5 separate regions of the Homo sapiens genome follow, and regions 1, 3, 4 and 5 are each linked to region 2. The links are chromatin loops, found by intact Hi-C in ENCODE. Cell type or tissue: heart left ventricle. All regions are shown on one strand. Region 1 has its middle 160 kb from the start of LINC02612. Region 2 holds the start of RND3 (Rho family GTPase 3). Region 3 overlaps LINC01818 (long intergenic non-protein coding RNA 1818). Region 4 has its middle 45 kb from the start of LINC01818. Region 5 holds the start of LOC105373685 (a long non-coding RNA gene).

Region 1 (5,000 bases), 300 kb after region 2:
TGTCCTGGATTATTTAAGAACATTTATTAACCATTTGCAGACATAAGAGATCTATAAAACTTTCTTCCTGGAAGAGAGCAGACATCAATCTGCTTATTTTCGAGCTGTGATCGTTTATCAAGTCTGCTCCTGTGACATCTTTTTCCAGCTTTATTGAGGTATAATTGACAAATAAAACTGTATAAATTTAAGATGTAAAATGTGATGATTTGATATACATATATATTGTGAAATTATTACTACAGACAACTTAGTTCACACATCCATTACCTCACATAAGTATATGTGTGTGGTGAGAACATTTAATATCTACTCTCTTAGCAAATGTCAATACAATACAGTATTAACTATAGTTATCATGCTGTACATTACACCCCAGAAATTATGCCTTTTATAACTGAAAGTTTGTACTCTTTGACCAACATCTCCCCATTAGAACATGATTTTTTATTTATTAAAATTGCCTATTTTATTTTGATAAATCCACAGATTCTTAAGAGTTGCAAAGGAGACTTTGAAAGTCAGCCCTCATGCAGCGAGACTTCCCACATACATGCATAGCAGAAACATACACATACCTAGTGATAATAGCACTTATATTGCAGAACTTGTTTTACAATTTGCAACGCATACACATATGCAGGCTTTCTAGTGGAATATGAACATACACAGACATAAAGCCATCTGGTCTCTCCTTAAATACTACTCACAAGTAGTATTACATCATGGGGGGCTCATTACATTCAAGGCAGTCTACTCATTCTTTTAGTCTTGGAGATTCTAACAGAAATCATGCCAGCCAGTGAGAGAAAATTCGGTTCTTTGATATGGATAGCTGAACCTCAATATTTCCAATCTCTCACCTACACAACTGCAGGAAGTCCAATTTTCATAGAAAACTCCTGACAGTCTTCAGAGGTGCTTGTGTACAGCGGTCCTTGCTCCCCACACTAGCCAACCTGCCTGGGATGTTTCCATAGCAACCCCAGTCTCAAATTCAGCCCCATCACTGTTATCCTTGGAACTGGATGCCCTCCCTGGAATCTCAATCTGGAAACATGTGTCTTTCTTGTAGGAAACAGTCCTCTGTGTTATCTCAGTCTCTCAGCCAGCCTGTGCCAAAATTGTTAAGGCAGGATGGGTCTTTCGATTCACACACGTTCATTTTCTCCTAAGGGCAAAACACACAGCCAGAATGGCTGGGTCAAGATAAGATACAAGATTAACCACAACCAGGTAACTAAAACTATCATTGCCTTCCAGCATGCAGACCCGATTACTGAGTCTAGGCCACACTTTATCTTTCTTATGATGAGTTCCCTCTCAGGGCCACCTTTGTCTTTTCTTTCAATCTGACTTTGATAGGGCCTCTCCTGAGTGTAATACTTTTAAAAATATATTTGAAACCAAGTTTTGGACAGTATTGATCTCTCTATCATCCCACCCACATGAGCCTCCACCCACAAGCCAAAACTTAAACGCCTTTGAAAGTCATCACTCATTTATGCAGTGAGATTATGCAGTAAGTGTAAATCGATGAACAATTGAATACTCAGGAAAATGATTGCTGCCTGCGTACTCACCAGATATCTCAGTTTCTGGCAGGTCATGACTCCCTTTTCTATTTCTTCTAAGAAAAATATCTACATCTTATTACCTCTTGCCCTTCATTTAAGTTTTGCCCTCTGGAAAATACTTTCTCCTCATAAAATTCCATTCAGACACCACTATTTTCCAGTCTAAATATACTATTTCATTCCCATTTCTCACAGGCCACAACCCCAAGATCACTAATACGCCCTATAAAATTTAATTGCTCCAGCCACTGCCCAACTTCAACAGGACATACTTGGATGTCCTGCGTCCCTTATTCTGGGTACCATTTGCTTCGAAAAGTCCTAAAATTGATGTTTGCCTATTGTGTAATACTAGATAGGTACTGAGCTAATAATTTAAAAATTAACAAAGGTTAAGTTCACCCTAAACATGGCTCTATTCAGGGTCAACAAGAATCTTCACGTTGCTAGTGATCAGACCCAACACTCACATGACTATCTCCATGAACAGCTATCTCAAATTTCACATGTTCCAAACTGAAACTCTATTATTCTTCCATTAACCTGGCCCACTTACACTCGTCCTCAAAGTTTCTCAGTTATTAATATCCTCCTTACAATTGCTCAGGCCAAAAGCCTTATTGTTATTCTTGAATACTTTCTTCACATTCCCTATCTAATTCATCAGCAAATTCAGTAAGCTCTTCCTTCAAACTATACCCAGAATTTCTGCAAGCCCATCTCAAGCCTCCCTTCAGCACCACTCTGATTCATACCACAGCCATCTCTCACCTGGCTCAATACAATAGATCCTAGCTGGTCTCCTTGCTAGTCAACACAGCAGCAAAAATGATCCTGTTAAAACACAAGCCAGCTCATGGTTCTCGTCTCAGTGTCCTCTGACAGCTTGGCAGTTCTTTCAGAATAAAAGCCGGTCTTTACAATGGCCTGCCAAGCCCTACAAGGTCCACCTTCTCCTTCCCTTACCATGCTTCAGCCATGCTGGTCTCCTCGTGTCTTTGAACCATACCAGGCACATTCAGGCCCAGTTCCCCTGGAATGTTTTCCCCAAAGACACACATACTCTGCTCCCTCGCCTCCTTCAAGTCCATATTCAAATGTTGTCTTGTTAAAAAAAGAGCTGGAGTTCTTTTTTTCTTAGAACTACTAGCTCTAAGAACTATTTCCAGGAAAAGACAGAAATCTATTGATTTTATTCTATATAACCTGTCAAAATGTTTCAACATTTCAGAATGAGAAATACATTTTTAAAAGAATATTTTAGAATTTCAATTTTAGAGTGAAATAACCCAAAGCAGGTTTGCTTTCTCTCTTTTGATTGTTGTGATGGCCTTACAGTTCCCTAGTCTAATAGCATACGTCTTTTCTAAAATGCTCTTAGGTGATTTGATTGGGCAAGATTTCCTCATCAGGTGCCCCACGTGCACCCATGGAAGGTCCCCCCTCTTCTAGTGGGTGCCTGAGTTCCCACCTCAAGACCTGAATGTACACTAGTCCCTCCAATGAGACCACTGCTACTCCACACCAAGACGGCTGAAATTCTACACATACACTGTGGCCCAGATAGATGCTCCCTGTTCCATGAATTCTTCTCTGATCTCTCTTGCAAAAAGCCACCTCTTCTTCCTGGGAAACCAGAGCATTGATTTGCACTCATTCTTGCATTCATTCTTGTATACAACCTTTTTATGTGACTTGTGTCCCTTAAACAGGTATTCTAATTTAATTTAGGAGTATAATTATAATCTTACTAGGTATTTATAAACTTGAGATTATAAACTGCATTTTACTTGCTACTTTATTGGCCTAACATAAAATGAGAATTCAATAAAATGGTTATTGAATAATTAGATAAAAATGGAATAAGTAATAAGCAAATTAAGATAGGGTCTTAAACTGCTCTTTTTAAATAGTCATTGTTTTTCTTAATTAGGCGCATTTAAATAAGAGTGTCATTGTAATTTTTTTTTTTTTTTTCTTGAGACAGAGTCTCACTGTGTCACCCAGGCTGGAGTGCAGTGGCCCAGTCTCGGCTCACTGCAATCTCCACCTCTCCGGTTCAAGCAATTCTCCTGCCTCAGCCTCCTGAGTAGCTAGGATTACAGGCACATGCCACCATACCCAGCTAATTTTTGTATTTTCAGTAGAGATGGTGTTTTGCCATATTGGCCAGGCTGGTCTCAAACCCCTGACCTCAGGTGATCCACCTGCCTCGGCCTCCCAAAGTGCTGGGATTACAGGTATGAGCCACCGCGCCTGGCTGTAATCTTAATAATATCAGTGACAGTAGTATTTAAATTGCCACCAATAATTTTGATGTCATTATTTAAAATATGTTTTTTATTATTAAAAATGCCTACTACTAATATTTTCCTTGGCTTTCTATCTTCAAGTATGGTTGTGTTTACATAAAATACATGGTATATAAAGTATATATTTGTCTGCATATATTGGATATGCATTTATATGTATAAATATTTAACAATGCATCCTCTTAGCAAAGGAAAATGTACATATGTACAAGTTGCATTTTCTATGTAGGCTTGTGTGTTTGTGTTTGTGTAAGCATCACATAACATTTCAAGTAGGACTATTGATCAAAGATGATAGTAACTAATAGAAAGGCCCTAGGCATTTCTAAGGACTAGAATACTTTGAAGTATTCCAGAAAGAACATATTGACCTCTTTTGGGAAAAGGATTATGTGCAGCAATCAGACATGACTATCTAATGTTGAAGATCAAAGGGTATTGACTGAAATCTGCAGTTGCCATAGCTATTGAGCCCTGTGAATTTACTATAGTTCTCTTATTACAAGCACAAGATCTATAGTTAAGACCTGCTCTATTGACGAGACGGGTTATCTGTTCACTAAATCTAGGAGTTTACCAGAATGATTTTCAGCCCACGTTGTTTTGCTAAATTGAATCTGATTCAGTGAAATTAAAATGTTCTCAAGGCACACATTCATAATCTACTCTAACTCTATCAATCTTTTTAAGATGTGCAAAATATCCTAACCACAACTCTAGTCTTAGAGGATAAGATGCTTATGGCATATTTTTATATGGGGCAGGCTCTCAATGGGCTGCAATGCGTGAAACGGAGATTCAGTCACAAGGATGACAAAGTAGCACCAAGCCAGCAGGTCTCAAAATGCTCCTCACAAAATAGCTTAATGCCTTTTCCCTGGTGACACCATGTGGATCCCAAAATCTCAATCATCAAAGCACGCCTGGTTATCTAAAGCTACTTTCTGAAACCTTCCTTCAAATAAGGATTTTAAAACATAATCCGACCTTTGGCTGACTTCTCTAAAATTGACCTTGTTCTCAATTTCTTACTGTGAAGCAGGTTCACCATGTACTGGTTACCCACTTAGAAGAGTCCAGTGAGAGACAGAACACTCACAAACAAGTTATA
Region 2 (5,000 bases):
GGGGGCTCCAGCGGTTCAAGCCCAGCGGTTCTGTGGGAAGCTCACAGAAACACCTCCACGAGGCCACTCCCCGCTGGGCGCGGCTCCACCTCGGGGCCTCCCCGCCTAACAGCAAACCTGCTTGTTGGCACTTGCGCGTTCCTCCTCGCCAGTTTCACCCGGATTTGGCTCGGTCCGCCAGCAACCCAGCTCCTTGCTAAATTCCCAGCCCTAAGCGCAGGGGCCTTTACCCAGCCTTCCCAGTGGGTCCTGCTTTTCCATAGCCGACACCCTTCTTGGAAACAAACTCGCTAGACACCGCTGGTTAGGGCGGCGGGTGCCTATGTCCCAGCCCAAGACCTCAGATGGTGCCCCCCTGCCACTCCCCGGCCTTTGACCTGGCCTAAACCCCTAACTCAGCCGGGGGGCCGGATGCCTTCCCACCGGGAGGGTACCTAGCCCTCCCTACCACCGCGCGCCAGGTAGGTGGGTGGGCGCATGGGAAAGCAATAACCCGGCCTTGAACCTCAGACCCATGAATATAACCCACCGCGGCGCCAATAATTCAAGTAGACTGGAAGGTCAAAGGCGAATAGTGTTGCCCGCGGCCTTGGAGGCAAGCCGAGTGGGGGATGCAATAGAGGTCAGGAGGGGCTGGTGTGGTGAAGGGGAAACGGACGTGATCACTGGGATGGAGTGGGGGAAAAAGGGAAAAGCTCGGTACAGGTGGGCACCGAGGCACCGCGGGCGGCCGGCAGCGCGAAGAGGAGGTTCAGCTGCTGCCCGGCCCCTGCGCCACCAGCGCATTCCTGGGTGTAGGCGTCACGGGCGCCGCGGCTGCCTGCGCTCAGTTTCTTTCCCTCAACAGCGGCAATTGCACGTAACCGCGTCGCCTCTGGGATTTTCTCCCGCCTCCCATCACCCCCGCGGCGCTCCCCGCCTCCCCGCCAACCAGCAGGTTAGATCTAGGAGGGGCGCCCGCCTTGAGCCGGGTGGTTCCGCCGAGGCGCACGCAGCGCCCATGCAACACCCCACAGTATCGGGCCACCTCGGCCGACCCAAGGCGACTTGACCACGACTCCGCGGGCGGACTGCGCCTGGCCACTAGTGGCTCCAACCGCGGGGTCACCCTGCGGGCACACAGCGCTCTCCTCTCCCCACTGCTATCTCCTCGTCCACGCTGTCGTCTGCCGCCCCCACCCAGAAGGGATACAATTTTCGCCCAACAGGGACCGTGGGAATCCCTTGGGAGGGGCGCAGACGGCTTGTAGCGCGCGGTTTCCCGAGACCCGCCGCGCATCCCCCAGCGACTGGAAACCCGCCCCAAGCGCCACGCGGTCCTCCCACTCTTACCCGAAGTGTCCCACAGGCTCAACTCTATTCTTTGTGTGTCGATTTCAAAACTGGCCGTGTAATTCTCAAACACTGTAGGAACGTAATTCTGGATAGACAAAATGGGCAAAAGAGGAAGGAAAGAGGGCAAAGAGGTTACGTTTAAACGCACGACACCCATTGAACACCCTTCCCCTCCCCGCTCCCCAGTTAAGAAAGAAAACCTTCACACATCAGACCACACACTAAGCACATGGACCCTTTCCGAAACCCCTGTCCTACTCCCCACTCACCCCACCCGGCTCTCACAGATCTGCTGACCCGAATCTCCCAACCCCAGGTTATGCACACAGGAACGAACAAGTTTCAGGAGCTAACCAGCCCATGTGCAGGCGCGTCCCAACCCTAAAAGCTTCCAGCGCACTTTCCCTTTCCCCGCAGTCTAATCAGGGGAAAGTAGTAAGGACCGAGAAAGACTTTTTTTTTTCTTTTTTTTTTTTTTTAAGGGAAAACGGATGAAAGCGGGGAGGCCCACCTCGGGACTGGGATCCCACTGGCCGACCCCCTCGTGGAAGCCGCGGCCGGCCACACTCACCTCGGGGAAGCAGTCCTTGGCGAAGACATGGAGCAGCGCAGTTTTTCCACACTGACTGTCTCCCACCACAACTATCTTGCATTTCACGTTCTGATTAGGATCCATGATAGATTTGCTGGATAATTTCTGGCTGGCTCTTCTCTCCTTCATTGATGTTGCCTTATTTTCTCTTGGAACAGGAATTTTCTCTTAAGAAGAAAAAAAAAAATATATATATATATATATATTTCTCTCTTTATAAAAAGCAGATATAAAAATAAATCACAAGGCTGATGGGCAACCTCTGAAACGCGGCGCAGACGAGGAGGAGAGCGAGAGGAGCAGGCTGGTTACTCCCCTCCAACAAGTTTTAAGCCTGACTCCTCACCGCGCCTCCCAAGTCCAATTCCGAGCCGACTGCTTTGTTTCACGCTCTCTGCGCGGCTTTATACGCCCGGCCTTCCAATCCTCTTCTTTCTCAATGAGAGGAGGAAACTGATCTGCCTCCTCCCCTTTTATGGAGCCTGGGAGCGAGCGCTGTTGGCGTTGCATGCCGAAAATGTAAGCAGTGCGCCCTCTAGGGTGCCCATTCGGGATCTATTTTAGACCAAGGCTCTTAGACAACATGAAGATCCCAAAGATGCTTTGCTGACAAGTCCACAGGGCAAGGTGGGAAACTGGTATCTGTGCATACTGATTTGAACTACAATCCCTTTAAATATAGTTTAATAGGGGCTTATCTGTAGAAGCCTCATGAGCATTTATGAAAACAAAAACATTTCCCACCCAAGTTAAAGGACAGTGATAAAACATAGGAAGCAAATCTTGGGTGGAGAATAGTTGAGTGGTTCTATTTTTTTTTTTAATGGTTTGTATCAGGTACATAGGCCATGGACCAATAGATCAGCCTCTTTATTCCAGATGCAAGAACAGGCTTGCCTGGGTCACGGTAGTAGACTGGCTTCTGAAACCTGTCAGTTTCAGTCGTACAAGTGGAGGCAGAAAGGTTTCGAGGGGTGGGTACAGGAGGTGGGAGGGGAGAAGAAAGAGAAGTGGAAGATGCCCATGACTGAGTGACAAAGGCCATTGGAAACTCAACCCTACTGCGCTAGGGACCCAAACACTTGTCAGCTTAGTTGCACCTCCCCACATTTGCAGTGAGGGGACTGGTGGGGGGGCAGATTTTGATACTATTAATTCTTTATCTATAGCCTCCATCTTCCCGGAATCAAAGCACCCTAGACTGGACTCAGAAGGCACAAACATCTTTAGCTGAAAAATGCAGATACAACCCTCCACCCTCTCTTCTGTCCTCCTCCACATCCATCTCCCTAGCCCTCCAACTCTTCCCCGCAAGCAAAAATCTTAGAAAGGACCAGAATAGCCCGCACATTTGTTCTTTTTCTATGAGAAGTCTTTCTTTTTCTCATCTTCAGCTCCTGCACCCTAAATGCTCAGGAGGTTTCAATTGTTACAATGTAGTAGCACACTGGCCAAAACCAGCTTATATGGTCCCCTGTGGAGACTCCTAGGCTTGTAAATGAGAAGATAAGGTGAAAACAAACAAATCAGAAAGTTTAACATGGGAAGTGAAAAGGCACAATGAAGAGTTGTCAAAAGCACTGATGTAAGTAGTGGACTGGTAGGGCCCCTGAAGCCTAGGGGATCCAGGAATGATGTCCTATTTGGGGCTGAGAAAATTGGAGCCCCCTCAAAGATCATTGACTCAGACTCCATCGGTGGGTCTGTGTTTACACAAGGGGAGGGTTGACCCACAGAGAAGCGGGTTGCTGGCCCTGCTAGGGTTCCTAGAGCAGCCTTTGCCAATGTTTGTTCTTCTGAGCTTTAGTTCCCTCCTGACACAAAGGGTGCCATGGCCCAATTAGTGAGGGCGACACTGTACCCACATCACTCACTGAAGATTCGCCAAGCACACTAATGTTACAAACATTTAAAAATCCCAGAGAAAAGCAGACTATTTAACATAGTTTAACCTAGCATTTCCCAAAACTACTTAACACAGGAAACATTAATCAAATTATTCACGTTTGTTTACTTGTTTAAAGAGCAATGGGCATAGTAGTTGGGGCAGGAGATCACAAAGAGGTGTATTTGGGTCCCCAACTTCACATTTTCTGTATGACTTTGGATGGATTATTTAGCCTCTCTGAGCCTCAATTTCATCATCTGTAAAATAGGAGTCATAATGGTAATTATGAGGAAATGCAAGTGACGTTTGCAGAATGGTTTCTGGCACAATAAAGAGTCCTTGACCTGTGTTATAGTTTGCATGTAAAATCTTATTTGCACTTTTCAGAACTGTTGAATGTGTCTTGAGAAATTCTGGCTTCATTGGTGGACTCACTAATTGGAGCTGTGTCCATCCTATCTTTTGTCTTATTTTTAACTTAATGAAATTACCCCTTTCCAGAGATATGATTTGACCTCCCATATTTCAGAATTGATGTAGTTTATATGGTTAAATCACTTTAACAGAAATAATTAAGAATGTTTATGAATTGGCTGATCAATGAATAGGGTAACCACATAATTTATCATCTAAGCTGGGATTTGAGAGCAAAAGGGGCACTACCAATGATTGTGGCTGGACAACAGAGGTAAACAGGGTCTATCCCAGGCAAAACAAGATGCATAATCACTTCACCATAGAATCATCTGGAATCATAGTGGATGACTATTTTTGGAAATCAGGTGACCTGAATTTCCAGGAATCTGCCAGTTGCTGAGCAAAATTTAATGGATGTATAACAGAGTAGAAAAACCAACTGCCTGAAGTCACCAGGATTTGAATCCCTCTAGGGTAAACATTCTTCCTTTTCCTTTTTAAAATCTCTAGTGTTCAGTGTGAAGTGGATACTTAATATATTTTAAAATTCATCTAACATTTAGTTTAACAATTACTTACTCAGCATCTGCTGTAAACCAGGCACTGTTCTAGGAACTGCAGATAGAGCAGTAAACAAGACAGATCTGTTTGCTACTCTCAAAAAGCATACATTCCAGGCAGGAGATAGACAGTAAATAAAGAAGTAAGATCACCCCATGTTTTTCTTCATAGAAAACATGGCACGGCATTATTAAAGCATAGTAAGGT
Region 3 (5,000 bases), 210 kb before region 2:
AAGATTTCCTGGAAAGAGACCTCTTGCCTTATATGGACAGGGGACTTTCTGCTTTAATAGGAAAATTTAAATCATTAGATGAGTTCTCGGCCACTCACTCTGCTAGTTAAGTCTTTGTTGGCACATTTTGCTGTTTCTTTCCATTGTTTAAAACTGCAATATTTTATTTATTTTAAGAAATGTTGCAAAATTTCTATGCAAAACTGAATCTGGTACACTGTTTTTCTTGATATTCATAGATGAATGTTTGCTAGAGAAATATCTGAAAGAAAAAAACAGCTCTAACTATGCCTGCATCCATTTGTGGGAACAGAATTAAAATACAAATAAAGTGATGTTTATGGTTTCTGCTTCTTTTACTCTGTTTTCCTAAAACATGGAAGGAAATGAAGCCTTTTCCATGGTTTCAAAGACTCTAGAGAAACTTTTACATAATCACTGATTCTGACAGTTTTCCATAAATCTCTGAGAAAAACACAGGAAAAAGCTTCAGAGTGGATCCTTGGGGATACTGAACTTGGAAAGATGCCTGAGACTTCATGTGACTCAGTGGAGACACGTGTAGCTGATTTATCCACAGAATTACTTCTTTCCTGTGTGCTTTCTTGTATGTGGAAAGAACCTTCAGAGGGTTCTTTCACAACCTTCCACAAACCTTTCCAAAGGTTCTGGAATCAGGCAGAACTGTTCCTTGGAGACAGATGACACCATACTCCCAACACTTAAGTAGAGGAAAGCTATCTTCAAATTTTCCTTGGGCAGTGACAACCAAGACTATGAGCACTTTGGGGCTGTATGAATATAACACATTTCCTCATATAAAACATCTGTCTTTAGGGCCAAAATGAAATTTTCTCTTCTATTGCTTATTTATAGTGAACCTAAAAGATTTTAATGAGATCTTTTTAGTAACTGCTAAAATCATGTCCATCAAAAACATTCTTATTTCTTTGCATCAAAATCCATCCCCCAAACAACAGCACAATTCTACCCACAGCTCCTTTGAAGTTATCATTCTTTTCTTGCTCTAATTTCTGGATTCAGATAACTTGCTCAGTTTCCACATTTGACAAACTTCCTGTTTCACTTTCACTGCTGCTTCCAAATTTGTTTCTTATTCTGTTACAGAAATGGATGTGGCCACTTAAAAAATTGATGTGCTAAATACAATTCTGTTTTCATGGCTATAATCTTTGGGGTCTGTAACTCTTTATAAAATAGTATTTTCATCCCAGTGTTTGTCCTTCAAATACTATCTGGAGTTCTGCTTGTTTCTTATACACAGAAATGATTTTTTAGGGAAAATAATTGGGGGTCCATTAGCAAAATAGTTACTTAGCTGAGAATACGAATCTTGAATTTTAATAGCAGAAGCATGTCTGGGCAAAAGAGAACACTGCATTTGGAGACAGGATGGTGGGATTGGAGAAAGGCTAAGGGAATGGATCTATCTGTAAAAATGCCCAGAGGAGGAACATTTGGTCAGGCCAAACATGGGTTATCTCAATGGTGGGTGGTGCTGGGGAATACAGGTAGGGCATGCTCAAAACTTGCTGTGCAGATAGCCCTCCTGCCTGCTTAACCTTCTTGCATTGCAAAAGTAGGATTTTGGCTGGTGGGCAATGGCTAAGGCTGCTAGAGCCTGAGGGGCCAGGGCCAGGCAAGAGCAAGGAATGTTTTTTGCCAGAGCTTAGAGATTGGAAGTTGTGAAGCAGATGATTAGATCAGAGACTTAGAAATGGACCCAAGGAAAGAATACAGTTCTAACACCTGTTGCATGGATTTGGAGGAACAGACATAATGGTGATGGAGGGGATAACAATTAGTATACATTATTAGAATCAGACTAAGCAGCCATGCTGTTGACGCTGAGCTACCAATGCCTTACTGATCTTCCCCACCCCCACATCCACAGAGACACTTTATATAAGAAGAATCAATCCCTTCTTGAAAAGCACTAATAAATGTATCACAGTGAAAAAGTAAAAATGTTTGAAGAGCTCAGTGCTCTTCTCTTGTCTCCTGCCCCTCCTTTCAGTAATACCGACTTTTGCACCAGCACACATTGGTGCCTATTTCCAGGGCAACTTGCCAGTAGAGAATTTAGAAGGTAAGATGGGGCAAAGGCAGGAAAGATGCAAGAAAAAGAACATGTCCTGTAATGTGCAGGCTGTTCCTTTCCTCCTGTTCACAACCTAAACAGCATTCTTTTTGCTCTGCAGGAAAAGGAAACTTCATTCCTCTTCCTGATCCACTCCACGCCCACACATCTGCAATCCCAAACCAGTCAAGGAGGTACGCAAATGGAATTTACCACATGTTGAGTTGCTTCCCAGTAGGGTAAAGCAAATGGAAGCTGTAGCCCACAACTACAGCAAGTTAGGTTTTTCCAAGAGAGGTGAGGAGCTATTGTTATCTAAGAAGAACACTATAGCTTTGGGAAGTTGTTGAAGAGTTTTGCTGTGCACTAGACCCTACTTTGTGCGCACTGGGGTGTATGTTTGGAATTGTCTCAGCTTCTATGTTTCCACGTGTTTACAACTGCTGCGCTTCCATGCTGAGATCATGCAATGTGTGTTAACACCTACAATGAGTGTGTGAGCCCAGAGCAGCTGTCCAGCATGTGTTTCCAATGGTCTGGGGTATGTTCTAGCTGGAGCATGTCCACAGGAGTCTCGTAAAATGCTTCATGCTGTCTTTTCCTTTAGTTCTTCCTGACACCTGCATGTGGGAGTTGTGAGCTGAGTGTGTGAAATAGAATTGAAATGAAATCTGCCCTTTGAGTTCATGCAGGAGGTTCTTATGTGGGGGAAATGCACACGGAAACTTCTAGAGTCTTCAAATGAGGCAATATGCCAATAGGCCATTGAATTGTGGTCTTGTATGTGTAATGTTAAGGAATGGCTTCAATGGTCCAAACTTTCAAAATATGTTTGACCTACAATTATTGCCAAAATCCAGTAAGCATTGAGGATTGGGTTCTTTCTTGCCTGCTTGCCTGCCTGCCTGCCTTCTTTGGACTGCCAGGGACTTATGTGGCCCAGGGCCCTTTCAAGTTCTCTATGTTTCAGGAATGTTCTGGAAGCACTGGAATGTTATTTAGCAGCTGCTTCTTCTGGGGATATAGTGGTTTAATCACTAATGCAAATCTCCAAAGCATCATGTCTGACTGACTTGGAATGCCTAATTCCCTATTTCACCATGAAGCCAATATTTGAAATGTTTGTATGAAGAAAAAAATCTCTCTCTTTTAAAGTTGACTTTGAAATAGTATTGCAACATCTAATGATTTTGTGCAGCGACTATGTACAAGGCCTAGCTTGTGCAAAATGCCAGATCCTTGTTATTTTGGATCAGCTTTTGCAAGATTCTTTTAGCCCATTGCCCTGACCAGCTGGGATAATACTCTGCTTGCTGTCCCAGGCCAAAGGGCATGACTGTTTCATCTAGGGTGGCCTTCTGAGTAGCTGATGTAATTCAAAAAGACAGTTTTAATGGTCTAAACGCTGAAGCCATTGCCCTTCCATTCCCACACCCCACTGTCATTTATATATTTATAAGCTGTGCTCTATTCTGGAGTAACTTGAAACAAGATGTTTGAAACTTAATTATTTTGTGCTGATTCTCAAAAAGGAACTTAACTATTAATGAAAGAAGAGTTTTGTAAAGTATATATTTGTTTACACCATGAAGAACAGCAAGTTTCTATTAAAACAATTTAAAATGTAAAAGATAAAATGTGTCTAAAGGCCTCTATTCAAAAATGCATATAAGGGATTTTTGTGCATATGATGAAACAGTAACTTATAGCTTTGAGAAGACAGAGGAGTGAATTCTCTATTGCAAGGGTATCAAAAAGGTGATCATTTTGATATTCTTCAACAGGCACTGATTTATAGAAATACACATATATATATATAATTTAATAATAGTTCAATGTAGCACCTAGTTTGGCACAGATTTAATTATATACACTATAATGTGCTATATTTCTACTTAATCTCTGATTAAAATCAGCAACCATTTTGCTAATTCTTTTACTGCCCATGAAGATTTTTTTTTTTGGTCTAGTAGGCCTAATTTTCTACGAACATCACCACCACTGCCAGCAAACAGATGAATGGAAGAGAAGAACCTTCATTTAGTTCGCTATCTAGTTGATTTGTTTCCATAGTGACACTCACATATACACATTTACACACATGCACACACACGCAAGTGTGCACACTCCAAAATCTTTGATTTTGTGACTATAAATATTTGGATTGAAATAGTATTTTCCATTCCCTAGATATAGTTTAGTTAGAACTTGTCAGTTTACAATTTTTTTTTTTTTACACAAAAGGGGAGGAAAAAGATCTAGAGTAGGTATCTGCAGACTTTTTTGTAAAGAGCCAGATAGTAAACATTTTTGGCTTTGAGGGCTGTGCTGCCCCTGTGGCTGCTATTAAACTCTGCCATTGTAGTGTGAAATCAGCCATAGGCAGCGGGCCAGGTTTGTCCTACAGGCTATTCTTACTGATCCCTGATCCAAACCGAAAGGTCTATCTTGTTTTCAGGATTCCACCATACCCTATTGAAGGAAGATTTAGTCACTCCTTATTCTTTCCACCCTAGTTTTTCATTTGAGTCCCCACATATAGACTGAAGTAGGTATTTGAGGCAATTAACCTCATCAGTGATTCCTAAAGTGTGTTCCACAGAACATGTAATACTGAAAAATCCTGTTAAATTCACTTCTAATGAATTTTGGAATTACTACACACTATATCCCTCTAAAGGCTCAGTGGAAGTCTATCATAAAGCAACCTGTTTACCCCAGAGTCTCTCAGACTTGGAAACCCTTTTGAACATATGTCTATAAACATCCTGTAAAGGTAGTGTTCCAAAGAACCGGCATTGAGAATGCTGATATGCTGATCTAGATAACAAAGGCCTTTGAAATGTTCTGCATTGCTTGTTTGAATATTTCTAATAAACTTAAATTTCCTTTTGATTAT
Region 4 (5,000 bases), 360 kb before region 2:
ATGTCTGTATAAGTAATGAGTGTTATAAGATCAGATGAATGGTATGAGCACCCATTAACTATTGTATCTTAGAGACAGTGTGAGCTGTCCTCATTTCTGAGGTATGATAACAATTTTCTTTTCTTTTCCTTTTTTTTTTGGGAGACAGAGTCTTGCTCTGTTGCCCAGGCTGGAGTGCAGTGGTGTGATCTCGGCTCCCTGAAACCTCCGCCTCCCGGGTTCAAGCGATTCTCCTGCCTCAGCCTCCCGAGAAGCTGGGACTACAGATGAACGCCACCATGCCCAGCTAACTTTTTGTATTTTTGGTAGAGACGGGGTTTCACCATATTGGCCAGGCTGGTCTCGAACTCCTGACCTTGTGATCCACCCACCTCAGCCTCCCAAAGTGCTGGGATTACAGAAGTGAGCCACTGTGTCCAGCCTGATAACTATTTTCTACAAGAGTAAAACATGTCCTGGTCCCTTGGGTATACCAGTGGAACCCATTGGTGTCACACTACAGGTTTATTATGCTGAGCCATTTTTGTTTCAGCTTTGCTGCTTATTCTGTAACACATTTTTTTTTTTTTACCCACCTGTACTTTGAAAGCCTGATCTTAGACTCTGAGCTTTAATACTCTGCATTTCCAATTCTGTTAGTTTTCTCTGCAGCCAAATGTGCTTACATTCTTGTTCACCCAGTATTAATAAAAAGGATGTTTGCACAGCAGGGAAGCATATTCTCATTTATCTCTGACCAGAAATGTGAAGAATGAAATGGCCTGATGGCCATTATCTTAACCCTGTGTGACCGAAAACATTCTGAAGTAGTGAAAGAAACAATTGGACCACAAAATCCTCATTAAAGTTTTCTTCTATCAGCATTAGACTGCAGATTAAGTCCCCAGTCACATTTCTCATAAGGGACTTTTTTTTTTTGCAATAAATAAATATATTATTTTGTAGTCTACAAAATAGAGTCATCTAACTTGAAAGACTACAAAACTCATGAGTTCAGAGCACTCAGTGGGGGTTACTTGGCATATCATTCCCTGAAATTCCTCCTACCATCCACCCCATTAAAGAGGAATATTAAAGGTCATGACCGTGTTCCTCTGTTGTGATGTCCCAGTCATCCCTTGGAAGAAAGTCAAAGCCATGGAAAGATGTTTCTATTATTTCTGCAGTGACAGGAGTTTCATATTCAGTTTGCTGCATACAAGATCTAAACATAAATGAAAGAAAAGGAATGAATGCATTGGGCTACTTCTCAAAGACAACATAAATAATTCTGAGACTTTTACTGTCATAAGAAACTCTTCAAGAGTAATGTAAGAAGCAATGACACACACACACATGACTAGTAAATATTTCTAAGCAAACTCTAATCAACAAAACATGATCACGAAGAATCTTTAAGTAGATTTTATTGCTGATGGCTAGTCCCTCACTTATAGAAAAGCTTTTCAGTATTTCTCAATATGCACATGGGTTTAGTCAATATATGGCAAAGGCCAGATTCTCTATATATTATTCCCCCTATATACTATTCCCCCCTAAATTAATGGGTTGAGCACAAATTAATCTAGCAACTCATATTTCTCGGATATCTCTATGTATCTAGCACGGAAGGACAAAAAAGGAAAGGCAGGCCTTGTTTGCTGTCTGATATCCTTGAAAGACAATTAAGCAATTAGTAAAAAGCCTGCACTGAATACCCATTACAAAATGCCAAGTAAATGAAAGTCTAGAGCAGTGTGAAGGGGGAAGCTACCTGCCAAATACAGTTACCGGGTGGGAAAGAAGTCAGGAAATGGCAACATTAGAGGGAGTGTTTTGGGGGAGGAAATATAGCTTCAACAGAGCTTTGAAGGATGATATGATGAAAGATGGCACTAGAGGGGTACTATTAAGGACTTGGGTCAAAATGCCAGAATAGTTGTTTCTCTGGGTCACTTGCTACCAAGAACAGTGCTGAGACACCAAATTCTCATCAAATTCCTCCTGGCTACTGGAGAGGTTGCCACCATGGAACGGGAGGAAGTTGGTCTCCTGGTCCCACATATCCCACAAGGGATCTTGACTCTCCTCCCCTACCACTCAGGGGACCCTGGGCTCCTTTCCTCTGGCTCTGAGTTGGTGAATGTTACTCTTTCAGAAGGGCTGTATACTCTTCCCCTCCCTTCAACCTTAATGCCATTACAGCTCTTCCACAGATGTCTGCTATGAAGAAACATCTAGTGAGGATTGTAATGCAGGTATAAACTATTAAAGTACTATATCAGGACAAGAAGATGAAGTCAATCTGAAAGAAGTGATTCATGCAACAAAAGAAAACAAAGTATAAAAAATGATCACATAAATTGACACTTCTGTAAATAGTTAGGGAAAGCCAGCTTGGTATATGTTGGATAAGCGTAGCTGAAGCAGTAAAAAGGAAAGTGAGAAAGATGCTAAGTTTGGTTTAAACTAACTAAGGCAATAGAAGTTGAGTTATCCCTAGGCAGCTGATACCTAGTGGGTGTGTTACTTCTGTTCCCAGCACCTAGCAGAGTGTCTTGTATATAGTAAGTGCTCAAATGTGTTGAGAAAATTGTATTGGGGCCAAAAATAGTACTTTTTAGTAGTTAGCATATAGGTGATGACTCAGAAACTACAAATAATTCCAAATAACCATGATTAATTCCAAGTGTCTTTGCTGTCTCTATATTGTAGTGTATCATTTGTAGAAGGTGGGAGTTGGAGGGTGGCAGAAAGAAGTTATAACTTCTTTTTAATACTCAGGTATTGTTTAGGCTTCCTTTTTCTTAAATGATAACCTGCACCTAAGTCCAATATATATTAAAACAACACTCAGCAACAATTATGAAAGTGCTAAGCAGGGTTGTTCTGATTAAAGTGGGCTTGGGGGTTCCAGAACTTTGCCTTTCTACTCGGTTCCCTGTGGCAGCCCTGTCACTCTTCTGTAGGGCTTCATGGAAAACCACTAACCCAGGCTTAATGCCCAGTCTGTTGTGTTTACCCTTGTCGCTCTGGGTAGTTGAAACTTGTGGTCAGAACAGACACTTCATAGGTCGATTACTGAACCACTATTTACTAATTTTCAGTAGCCGCCGACTTCAGCAGCCACATGCCAGTTTTGCTGGGATATGAAGGGCTTAAGAATATTTGATGAAAGAGTGAGAGAATGTTGTGAAAGGGTGTAGCTCTTTACACTTACAGATATTGTAGGGGTGGGGGTGGGGTGGGGTAGAACACAATAAAAGCATGTGGCCTGAATGGTTAGCCTAGGACCTATGTAAACGTCTTACCCTGGTGGTTGAAAAGTTATCTTTTCCCACCATTTTTATGTACCAGGGGTTCGAAAGAGCCACAGAGAAGCCGCAGCAGCAGATACTGTTCCCATGAGATTTCTGGAATCCATTTGGCCACTGTTCACCTCACCAGCCGGGCATTTGGACATCTCAGAGCAGCAGGCTTGGCATTGAAGCGTCTGTGGTACTCGTTTTGATGTGCACCCAGGTTCGAGCTCCCAGGCCAGCTAAGAGCTATTTCTCACACGTCCTCATTGTTTCGCACTCTCCCTCCTGGGAGAGAGGACATTTGTTAATGATTAGGAAGACAGAGGCTTTGAATCATGCCTCCCACCCACAGTGACACATGGGCTCTAAGCCCTAGCGCCTCGTAGTGTCCAGAGGAATATGAGCTTCCTCTTTTCTGCCCTCTGTGAAATATGCAGCACGTTCACTTATGAGACAAAAAAAAAATAAACAAAACTGGCCAGTCTTCTCTCTCAAAGGTGAGAGGAGCAGACTGAGGTTACTTCTGCCAGACAGAAGTTCCTTGTCCTGTGATGCTCCTTAATAAACTGGTTCATGCTGCCACTTAACTAGATGCTCTGCAGAGAACATAGTTGATATGTAAGAATTTCCCAGAAAATTTCTGATTTGATTGAAAATAAGATTTTTAATACATTTCATTTTATCAAAAATAGTATTTTATTTTTATTATTTAATTGCATTTTGTTAAAATTTAAATTTATTATTATATTTATTGTATTAAATATATGTGTATTTATTTTATTTTATTAAAAATAATGGGCATCTTAATCGTCCAGGCAACCACAAAGGAAACAGACACTCAGTTGTTCAGCTAATGTCAGGATGAGTCAAGCGCTCAAAATGCAAGTCAGGTTATGACAACTACCAGGCGATTGTCAAGTTTCCCCTGTACCTGCCCCTTGGCTCGTGCGGCCGGTCCCAGGTTTATGAGGTAGAGCAATTAAGTGCCTCTCTCTTCAGCATAGGCAGGCACACAGGATTTGGTTGGCTACTCAGCTTAATTTAGCTATGTGCCATGTTTCCCTGGCATGTCATGTGGGGCACACAGTTCAAAAATGGAATGAGAAAGCTGAGGCTTGCTTAACTCGGGTATGAGATTTAGTGCCGAGGCTCCTGTGAGACCCCGAGCCTGCCAGAACTGCACTGTGCTGCCCTGGACCCCTTCTAATCTGAAAGACAATGTGTGAGGCCAAGCCTAGTGACCTGAAAGGGACCCTTGAGCATAGGTGAGCTGTGTTCTGAGGAGGTCAGATACTGTGGAAGGAAGGGCTCCGGTAGTAATGGCACCACACACAAACTTAACTGCACTCACTACACACATCACTTATTACCACTGTCACTTAGGGGACAGGCCTGACTGACCTTGTGCAAATTACAGCTGCCTCTGTATGTGGCCACAGAAAACAGAGGTGACAACCCTTAAGAGAACAGGAACTCCCCTAATGACCTCTAATTACAGACATCAAACAAACTGAAAGCAATTCTTCCCCCTGATTTCCTGAGATTCCCTGGGCTTAAAAGGCCCACAAAACATTTTCTTTCACAAATGTCACCAATGAGCTAGTAAATGCGCATCACTTACACTGACAATGTTTATGTCAATCAAATTATAAAATAATTTTATAAATTATAAAATAACAATGCCCTAACTAGTCACTGACATTTTATCATCAAAGCTAA
Region 5 (5,000 bases), 62 kb before region 2:
CTTCGGAGCTTAATCCCACAAATTTTTCCATCAAAGAAGTCTAATTCACATGCAGGGGAGGACTCTGAGTGACGCAATATGAGCCAGGGACATTGTGGTAAACAGGACTAGGTACTGTGAGAGACTCAGCTTGGAACAATCACGTTGGATGGGGCAGCTACCATAGGACCCGCATGACTGTGGCTGAGAGAAGGAAAAAGTGTGTAGAGGGAGGTGAGCAGACACAGGATTTCCACACTAAGACACCTTGGCAGCTCCATGGTAGCAACTGCTTAATCAGATCCTCTGGTGGATAGAGACAACCATGATACTTAAATAAAACCCACAGTGAACCTTCCAAATTCAAAGGTTTGAATGGATTTGAAATGTATTGCCTACCTATTTTTGTTAGTTTAAAGTGTTATCTCTCAAATTATTTCATTCATTATGCCAATAATGTTCATAATTGTTTTAACATATACCAAGTGTCTTCAGGAAGAGATGTTCTACAAGCATCCTTGGTAATGAATGGGTAGAGCTTCCTAGAGTTGATAATTTCCCACAAGATAGTCCACATGTCACTGATTACAATGTTAAGCTTCCTATCCTGACTTTAGCACTGCTTGGATGGACATAAATGTTCTAGCATAGAATTACAATTCCACCTGGATTACAGAAGTTGGAATCATGTTACAATAAAAAAAAAAATGTTTGTATGTCCTCAAGGGTCTGCAAACCTGCAGTTCTCTGTCTCTCTCTCAAAGGCTTTGGATATACTGGTGATGGAATTCAAGCAATTTATCACCAGATTTTGTAATACATCTTGCTTGATAACTGTAATTATGAAGTGTCACCACTATAGCTGGCTGTTGGGGTGCTGAGGTGGAGAAGTCTCTGTGATGAAAGAAATTTACAAGCAAACATGGGAGAGTATTTTCCTGGCAGGATAAGAAAAGGGTGTGTGAGTTCTGGTGTTCAGGGTTGTGGGAGACTGTTTGGCTCCACACAGCTGGATAGAAATTATGCCCAGGGGTCACAGCCAAAACCCATCAGAAACTACACATTACAGTGTGAAGTGTCCTCTCTGTGCTCCCTGTGGAGTTGGGGCATCCTCATTTCATACATCATTTATTCATCCCATGGAGGGATTTCACAAAGAAATGGTCTGGAATAGTTATCAAGCTGCTCGTGACACTCGTGTGTGTGGGCCCTCCATTTGGGGGACCACATCTCAACCACTTGGGTTTTGCACCACCGCTTTCTTTCATGACAAACCAACTTGCTTGTTAATGTGTCTATGAAATGAGCCTTTACATTTCTCTGGAGACCTACTCACCAGCCATACCCAGACTCATGTTTTTATTTGGTAATGTTGCTAGAATCACATTGACTGGAGGAAAATTGTGCTGGGCCTCTCTCTGTCATAACATATAAACACATGCTGACACGCCGCAAAGAAGAAATCCATTTGCCGGCTTTGTCAGCATAATAGCTTCCTGAGCACTTTCACAGGCTCTGCTTAATGACTCCAGCCACACATGGAAAATTCCTCAAAGATGTGCTTATCAAAAATGCTAAAATCTATCGTGATGCTTCGTCATTGATACTACTAATCATCTGATCCTCAAGTGGTATGCAACGTGTCACTGGCTGTTTCCAGGCATGTGACAGAAAAAGCTCAGATGAACATGATTTTCTTATACCCTTATTTTGAAACACCAACAAGCTGCCCAGTCCTTTCAAGAACAGAGAAATTCCAAATAAACTGCACAAGGGTTCTATAAAGGTTGAGATGTGAGATTTGTTGGTCTTGGGCATTTGGAGATACCAGCACTGTTTTTCCTTTTTTCATTCTATTTAAACACTGCTCTTTGGAGCACCCACTGTGTGCCAGGCACTGTGTGGGCACTGGGAAAAGATAGCTTCTATACCCCCTCATCATGGTCTTGGGGCTGGGGAAGGGAACAAAACTTTTCATCCTGTAGCGGTTTAACAAGCCCCTGCAAAGACTTTCTTCTCTGATGTTAGACCCGTTTTCCAGGGAATTTTTTTTCTTTCCCAAACCCCCAAAACATCTGACCCGCAGGGGGGCAGCGCTGAGCTGCCTCACCCTTGAGCTCTCTGTTCCTGCGCACACTAAAGATAACCGGAGGCAGGAGGGGCCAGGGACACTTTCCCAGGGTAGATTTGTTCTCTTTGTCCCTTAGCCAAGGCGCCGTTATGGAGAGGACGATGGTGGTTGTTCGGCTTGTTTGTCGGAATCCCTCCCCTCCCCATCCTTTGTTGTCTGTCAACTCAAACTCCTACCAGGACACATTGGGAGAAAAGCTGTCACCATGAAAGGCTTCAGCTGCCTCTCAGTGCCGCGTCGTTCTGCCAGCTCCCCCGGCCTGGGCACTGGCATGAACGCTGTGCTGCCATTTAGAGGAAAATGAAAGGGCGCAATGAATAGAGTTAAGCCCTTTTACGTTTCCTTTTCAAGTACACCCCACCTCTAGGCACCCCCAAAATGGTATCCTCAGGTTTTCCTCGCCTCCTTTTTTTAGTAAGAAGACAATGGCCGAGAGAAGAAACAGTGCTGGTGAAACTTTAAAGGCTTCCACTGCATTTTCTGTACAAATCCAGAATGCTGCTTAACATCGGAATAGGGAAATTTCCTCCTTTCACAATATTAATTTATGTAGGGCCTGCCCCAGTTTCCTTCCTCTGACTTAGTTTGAATTGCCTTATATTCACTTAATGAAATGCAGTTTTCATTTTCATCTTAAAGATCGTTGTGAGTTTAGGGGAACCAGGCAGAGGAGGTGGACTTGTCTATATTAGGATTTCCCGATGTGAGGGTGAAATGTGTCTGGGTTAATAGGGCTCCTGCGTGGAAAGACAGGGAGAGAAGTTTTCCTTTTGCGCCTGAATGTTGCAGATCCTCTCTCTCTAGCGTTTTCAGCAGGCTGCTGATTTTCAGTTCACTCACCTCTTCTCCCTCCTGGAGCAAGGCATTGCCACTGGGCCCAAAGGAAACTATTTGTTATTCAGGTCTTTTGGGAACAAAACATAGATCATCATTAGCTACAACTTTAGACACTGCTTGTGTTAAAGAGAGAGAGGAAAAAAAAAAAAGGATAAATTAGGGAGACTAGCATAAAACAATCAAAGCTCAATGAAATGTTGGTGTTAAGGATGACCTTTCATTTCCTCATCAGGTACACCTGTACCACTGCTGCAGGAAAAGTTTTCTTTTTTTTTTTTTTTTTTTTAAATAAATATCCTCATTCTTTATATTGTTGCATGGTTTCAGTTCTTTTATTTCCTCTGACTTACTAAGTCTTTTTATTACTGTGTTCTCACTACACTTCCTCTAATGTTCATATTACTAGACATTCTTGGTAACCACAGCCTGTTTATGATGAAAAATAATCTCGAAGGGCAGAGCAGAAGGGAGTCCAAGGGTATTGTCGAAGTACTCCTTTGAAGCCCTTCAAGAGACTCCTGTCATCCTCTTCAGGCCCCCTTTTTTGGTACTGCATGCTCCCCATGATGAATGTACTTACCCTGTCTAACTGATGGACTCAAACTTGAACCCATCCTTCAGTGCCCAGCAAGAGTTGACCCTCCTGTGCTAAACTTTGTGTGCTTTTGTCGACACATGTTCCCACTTCCTGGGCTCCCAAAACATCCTGTGTAAGTATGCTGTGGATATTGCCTTATATATCTCTCTCCCCAGTTAGATCACCAACTCCTGAAGAACAGGAACGATGGTGTCTTTCATCTTCAGAGCTGTGGTGCCTGGCACACAGTGGGGAGTCAGCAAATGTTTCCAGGTATGTTTAAATAGACTTCTTCCCACCTCTTTCTCACCCTTCCATTTTGCCTACATTTCTGCTAATTGACCCAGAGCATTTCCTTTATCTTCATCACGGCCCACTGAGATAATGATGCCTACCAAGCCTCTTTGAGAGTTTGAGGGATAAGAAAAGAATATTAAACAGGCTGTATGCGAGTGTGCTGGATGTTTTTACAAAGTGTGTACATAGATGGTAGTATTTTTATTGTTTTGCAAATTGGCTGCTCATAAGCTTTTTCCTAGCCCAGAATTGGAATCGCAAACTCATATTATCCTTAAGCAATTTACTTAATGAATGCATTGACACTCCTTTTTCTCATCTGTGAAATGCAGGAATTGAATGAGAGTCTCCCTAATATCTCTTTTAGATCTAGAATGCTCACTGAGGATTAGCTTGATTGTGTGGGGCAGGTAAACTTGGTCTGGGAAGCAGAAGTAAAATAACATAGGCCCACCCAACCATCATGCACTTCAAGAAGCAAAACCCCATAAAGGGCCATTTTGATGAGTACTCATGGCTGCCAGCTGCGACTCCAGCCACAGTGACAGGGGCTGAGGGATAAATTGCCCTCCTCATTAAGAAACCGCGTTGAGAAATGCACTGGGGTGAAGTCAGGGACAGAACACAGAACAGTGACAGTCTGCTCTTTTACTAACTGTAAATTGTTTCTTTCCTTCACTTGACATTATCTAATGCAATAACATGATAGAGTTTACTTTTAAAAACCAATTTATTGGGTTTGTTTCCATTAAATAATATTTGGCAAAATATAATGAACAGTCCTTTCTCGGTATTGGTATTTTGGTGGATATCTTCTATTAGGTTGGTACAATTACCTTTATATAATAAAGTATTATATAAATTTACTTTTATGTAATAAAGGTTACCCTAGAAGAAATAAAGTAATAGTATATAGTCACAACAAGGCTTAATATTTTTCTGATTTCGTTGTGCAGACTTGTTCCAGGCTAGGTTTTTCAAAACCTAACCATATGCAAAATGTTTAACATAGTAGCATTAGCCTGTAACATAAGTGATGGAAGGATTATTATTATAATTATACTTTTTAAAAAGATTTATCAGTGGATATATAATTAGACATGTGCCAGGTCCAAAAAGAAATAAAGATCCTAAGAGATTTCCAGTGACATTGTACTTATAAGTAAATTTGTTATGGCT

What was found. Peaks named below come from ENCODE experiments on the same cell type or tissue, not always from the same donor. Only the 100,000 strongest peaks of a DNase experiment are listed, where the experiment ranks them.
Region 1: it touches region 2 in a loop (2.7-fold over the local background); 2 of 110 quality-filtered maps call a loop at or near these places.
Region 3: it touches region 2 in a loop (3-fold over the local background); 18 of 110 quality-filtered maps call a loop at or near these places.
Region 4: a loop joins it to region 2, with 2.1 times the contacts of the local background. A loop is called at or near these places in 7 of 110 quality-filtered maps.
Region 5: it touches region 2 in a loop (10-fold over the local background); 27 of 110 quality-filtered maps call a loop at or near these places.

Annotation. Positions count from the first base shown.
Region 1 is chr2:150,782,160-150,787,159 of GRCh38, forward strand. No RefSeq gene overlaps it. Among named protein-coding and RNA genes, the nearest start is that of LINC02612, 160 kb to the left of the region's middle. In heart left ventricle, no CTCF peak of the experiment used is centred here; no DNase peak of the experiment used is centred here; H3K27ac peaks cover 171 bases.
Region 2 is chr2:150,485,362-150,490,361 of GRCh38, forward strand. RND3 (Rho family GTPase 3) reads right to left here and starts at 2,306. Exons shown (of 6, transcript NM_005168.5): 1 at 2,188-2,306; 2 at 1,907-2,094; 3 at 1,333-1,420. The coding sequence starts at 2,056. In heart left ventricle, CTCF peaks have their summits at 1,058, 1,258, 2,459 and 2,665; DNase peaks (open chromatin) are centred at 20, 840 and 2,360; H3K4me3 peaks cover 2,400 bases; H3K27ac peaks cover 2,240 bases.
Region 3 is chr2:150,279,838-150,284,837 of GRCh38, forward strand. All of the region lies in intron 2 of LINC01818 (long intergenic non-protein coding RNA 1818), which reads left to right. Among named protein-coding and RNA genes, the nearest start is that of LINC01817, 25 kb to the left of the region's middle. In heart left ventricle, no CTCF peak of the experiment used is centred here; no DNase peak of the experiment used is centred here; H3K27ac peaks cover 2,016 bases.
Region 4 is chr2:150,122,330-150,127,329 of GRCh38, forward strand. No RefSeq gene overlaps it. Among named protein-coding and RNA genes, the nearest start is that of LINC01818, 45 kb to the right of the region's middle. In heart left ventricle, no CTCF peak of the experiment used is centred here; no DNase peak of the experiment used is centred here.
Region 5 is chr2:150,423,132-150,428,131 of GRCh38, forward strand. It overlaps LOC105373685 (a long non-coding RNA gene), which reads left to right and starts at 3,376. Exons shown (of 3, transcript XR_923470.3): 1 at 3,376-3,494; 2 at 3,701-3,797. RefSeq lists enhancers at 1,817-2,317, 2,318-2,818. In heart left ventricle, a CTCF peak has its summit at 2,043; a DNase peak (open chromatin) is centred at 2,099; H3K4me3 peaks cover 727 bases; H3K27ac peaks cover 698 bases.